Regions from separate parts of the Homo sapiens genome. Here region 2 is linked to region 1. The links are chromatin loops, found by intact Hi-C in ENCODE. Cell type or tissue: Caco-2. All regions are shown on one strand.

The links. A loop is a pair of places that touch in the nucleus more often than their neighbours do. Peaks named below come from ENCODE experiments on the same cell type or tissue, not always from the same donor. Only the 100,000 strongest peaks of a DNase experiment are listed, where the experiment ranks them.
Region 2: it touches region 1 in a loop (8-fold over the local background); 2 of 110 quality-filtered maps call a loop at or near these places.

Annotation. Positions count from the first base shown.
Region 1 is chr2:193,427,152-193,429,651 of GRCh38, reverse strand. No RefSeq gene overlaps it. Among named protein-coding and RNA genes, the nearest start is that of PCGEM1, 680 kb to the right of the region's middle. In Caco-2, no CTCF peak of the experiment used is centred here; a DNase peak (open chromatin) is centred at 1,011.
Region 2 is chr2:193,542,940-193,545,439 of GRCh38, reverse strand. No RefSeq gene overlaps it. Among named protein-coding and RNA genes, the nearest start is that of PCGEM1, 790 kb to the right of the region's middle. In Caco-2, no CTCF peak of the experiment used is centred here; no DNase peak of the experiment used is centred here.

The DNA.
Region 1 (2,500 bases):
TATTCTGGTATAATAAGTCAGATTTGAATGCAAAGATAATGAGAAAATAAAGCCCAGTATATCAAGTCAATGTGCATGCACATATCAGGCTGTGTTTGCTAATTTGTCCAATGGTGGTTAACATTAAGTACAGTCACAACACTTGCCTACACAGAGCACCACAGAACAATTGCTAGGAATTAAGTGACATATGTTTAAATTCATTCACATGAGATATTTTGAGCAGCTCTTGGTTACAATTAATTGTTGCATTAATGTACATAACTTTGTTGTCTAATTTGCTAAAAAGAATGAAATTGGAAACAGCTCAGTTTTTAATAAATTCTTGCAAAGTCAGTGATAGGTCAAACTTAGATAAATCATATTCGACAAGGAAACTATGGTATAGGGAGTGAGTGCTACATTAATTTCAGTCTCACTTTTCTGTCTTATCTACCACACACACATAAAATAACACAAATGCCTTTTTTAAAAGTGGGAACAATGAAACAATAAAAATTCAATGCTAATGGAATTTGTCAATTCTAAAACAATAAAATATTCAGAGCAATGAAGGCAGTTGCCTGTCATTGGTAAAAAATAGAGGAGGAAAATCAATATTTATTTATCTGAAAGAAACAACTCTGGCTTGTAATATTGATATTTTCAACAGGATGAAAAAGCTTTTCACAGAAAGACTTCACTTAAAAAAAAACCTAAAAGGTATTCTATGCATTAGGTTGATCAGATATTTTAAAGGAATATAAAGTTTCCTATGTTTACTATAAAATGTCATATTTCTAAACATTATTATAATTGGCTGTGTTGTGTTATAGAGATTAATCAGTTCCAACTACATGTATTTAGTTCAACAAGTAAGTGTGCTTAAATAGATTTTTTTCTTCTGTGAGGCAAACAAAAAAAAGCTTCTTATCCTGAGCTCTCAGCCCAAGATACCTGCTGATCACAGCAATTATTGTTGGCACCTTGAACAAATCTCTGTTTTCTACTTTGGCCTGCCGCCCTTGGGGACACATCTATGGATTAGAGAGGCTCTGCTGTGGGTGACTTTTGGTTGTTATTTAACTTTGATGCAGCTGAAATCTCTTTAACTAATGCTAGCTTGCTGACCTTTGGCTCCAAGTAGAAGGAATTTATTTGAAAATGAAATGCATCTTGGGACATTCCCTAGTGTTAGAACCTTGATCTAAAAATGTAGCATTGTTTGCTCTCCATTGATCTCTACTTTCAGTGTATTCTGTGACCTAACGTCATTTTAATAGCTATCATTTCCTGTTAAGATCAAACAGGGTTAAAATGAACCGACACCAAATACTTGTTTCTTTATTAATTTTATTTGAAATACTTCTGCAGTTGACACCAATATAAATGTTCACTTTCACTAAAACACCATTTTATTCCAAAAACTGTCAGCTTTTTCTAACAAGATAGATGCACATTATCTTATGAGTTTCTGTTTTCTTCATTTCAATTACATATTAAATATATTTTCAGGTTGAAAAAGGTTTGGTTATGCCAAGAAAATAAATACTTAGAATACATAGAAGCATCTTTATTAATAGATATATTTGAATAAAAGGAAAGTGAAGAGGTGAATAAAATCTATTGGGTGATATTTTAGCACTTAAAAGAAATACAATAATTAAATCTTTACTAATAAATTGTCTATGACTAATAGTATGTATTCATATGATTTTGTCCAAACATTAAGTACTATGATGTGATAAATGAACACTTTTTATGATAAAATCAGCGTTTTTGAGAGGATAAATTATTTATGTAACACCATCAATTTGTAAAGATATAGCTAATATTATGGTGTCAGTCTTTCTGCATTCCTGAGTTTTTTTTATTCATTTAGTCACAAAGACTCTCTCATAAACATATTTTAGTCCATCATTCTTTGCACCAATCAGGCCATTGAATACTTGGGCCACTCTGATTGGCCACAAACCCAAGAAGAGGTAATCCTGGATTTTCAACTGGCCTGATCATGATCTTGACTCTCTGATGACATAATTTAGTATCTGATAGGCCTGATTCTTCAGGTGAATCCTTTTATACTCTCTGGAATTCAGGTGAAGTAAAACTTCCCACAGCAAGGAACATGCTAATCTTTTAGGCTGTAAAATGCTGTCTCTGTATTGTTTTGGATGTGTTTAAAATACCAGAGCATCCTGAACCAGATGTAAGTTAATGAGAATCTCAGTCTGGCATACAACAATCAGAGAATCATTAACTGGATATAATAAAAACTGTAAATTCATCCTATTTTCACTGGGATGAAAATGTGGTGTTTCTGTTACTGAGAAGGCAGGTCTAGACTGCTGTTAGGTTGAGGAGCTAGGGAAACTTGCTTTGATCTAAAGACCTGGTCTTGGTTTAATTCTCACAGTAGTACAAGAACACCCTTCTACCCAAAGCAGTTAGGTTTCTAAATTGTGGGTATGGAGTCATGAATGGACCAACGAAACACATGTTTATGTGTAGTATTCCTTGA
Region 2 (2,500 bases), 120 kb before region 1:
ATTGTTTTGTTGTTGTTGTTGTTTCAATTTCATTTAGTTCTGCTCTGATCTTGGTTATTTCCTTTCTTCTGCTGGGATTGGGTTTGGTTTGTTCTTGTTTCTCTAGTTCCTTGAGGTGTGGCCGTAGATTGTCTATTTGTGCTCTTTCAGACTTTTTGATGTAGGCATTTAGGGCTATGAACTTTTCTCTTAGCAACACCTTTGCTGTATCTCACAGGTGTTAATAGGTTGTGTTACTATTGTCATTCAGTTACAAGAATTTTTAAATTTCCATCTTAATTTCATTGTTGACCCAGTGATTATTCAGGAGCAGGTTATTTAATTTCTATGTATTTGCATAGTTTTGAAGGTTCCTTTTGGAGTTATTTCCAGTTTTATTCCACCTTGATCTAAGACAGTACTTGGTATAATTTCAATTTTCTTAAATTATTGAGACTTCTTTTATGGCCTATCATATGGTCTAACTTGGAGAAAGTTCTATGCACTGTGGAACAGAATGTATATTCTGTGGTTGTTGGGCAGAATGCTCTGTAAATATCTGTTAAGTCCATTTGTTCCAGAGTGTAGTTTAAATCTGTTGTTCCTTTCTTGACTTTCTGTCTTGATGACCTGTCTAGACTGTCAGTGGAGTTTTGAAGTCTCACACTATTATTGTGTAGCTGTCTATCTCATTTCTTAGGTCTAACAGTAATTGTTTTATACATTTGGGAGCTCCAGTGTTAGGTTCATATATATTTTGAATTGTGATATTTTCCTGTTGGACAAGACCTTTTATCATTATATAATGTCCATCTTTGTCGTTTTTAACTGTTGTTGCCTTCAAGTTTGTTTTGTCTGATATAAGAATAGCTACCCCTGTTCGCTTTTGGTGTTGATTTGCATGGAATGTCTTTTTCCACCCCTTTACCTTAAGTTTATATGAGTCCTTATGTTAAGTGGGTCTATTGAAGGCAGGATAGTTGGTTGATGAATTCTCATCCATTCTGCAATTCTGTATCTTCTAAGTGGAGCATTTAGGCCATTTACATTCAACGTTAGTATTGAAATATGAGGTACTATTCCATTCATCATGTTATTTGTTGCCGGTATATATTGTTTTTTAATTGTATTTTTATTTTATAGGTCCTGTGAGATATATGCTCTAAAGAGATTCTGTTTTGATGTGTTTCCAGGATTTGTTTCAAGATTTAGAACTCCTTTTAGCATTTCTTGTAGAGCTGGGTTAGTAGTGGCAAATTCTCTCAGCATTTGTTTGTCTGAAAAAGACTCTATCTTTTCTTCATTTATGAAGCTTAGTTTCACTGGATACAAAATTCTTGGATGATAATTGTTTTGTTTAAGGAGGCTGAATATAGGGCCCCAATCCCTTCAGCCTGTAGGGTTTTCTGCTGAGAAATCTGCTGTTAATATGATAGCTCTGAAGTTCTTTTCTTTATAGCTTATCTGGTGCTTTTGCCTTAAAGCTCTTAAGATTCTTTCTTTCATCTTAACTTTAGATAACCTGATGACAATGTGCGTAGGCAATGATCTTTTTGTGATGAATTTCCCAGGTGTTCTTTGATCTTCTTGTAATTGGATGGCTATGTCTTTAGCAAAGCCAGGGAAGTTTTCCTTGATTATTCCTCAAATATGTTTTCCAAACTTTCAGATTTCTCTTATTCCTCAGGAACACCAGTTATTTTTAGATTTAGTTGTTTAACATAATCCCAGACTTCTTGTAAGCTTTGTTCATTTTTTCTAATTCTTTTTTCTTTGTCTTTGTTGGATTAATTCGAAAACCTTGTCTTTGAGCTCTGAAGTTCTTTCTTCTGCTTATTTGATTCTATTGCTGAGACTTTCCAGAGCATTTTGCATTTCTCTACGTGTGTCTATTATTTCCTAAAGTTTTGATTTTTTTTTATTTATGCTATGTCTTTCAATGAAGACTTTTTATTCTAGTATCACTTTTTGTTTATTTCCTTAAATTGGACTTTAACTTTCTCTGATGCTTCCTTGATTAGCTTAATAACTGACCTTTTGAATTCTTTTTCACGTAAATCAGGAATTTCTTCTTGGTTTTGATCCATTGCTGGTGAGCTAGTGTGATTTTTTGAGGGGATGTTAAAGAACCTTGTTTTTTCATATTACCAGAACTGTTTTTCTGGTTCCTTCTCATTTGGATAGGCTATGTCAGAGGGAAGATCTAGGGTTCAAGGCTGCTGTTCAGATTCTTTTGTCCCAGGGGGTATTCCCTATACATAGTACTCTCCTATTTTTCCTAGGGTTGTGGTTTCCTGAGAGCTGAGCTGTGGTGATTGTTATCTCTTCTGGATCTAGCCACCCAGCAGGTCTACCAGGTGCTGGGCTGGTACTACTGGGTGTCTGCACAGAGTCTTGTGATGTGATGTGAACCATCTGCAGGTCTCTCAGCTTTGTATACAGCACCTGCTCCAGAGGAGGTGGGAAGGGGTGTGAAATGAACGAACTCTGTGAGGATCCTTAGTTTCGGTTGTTTAATGCA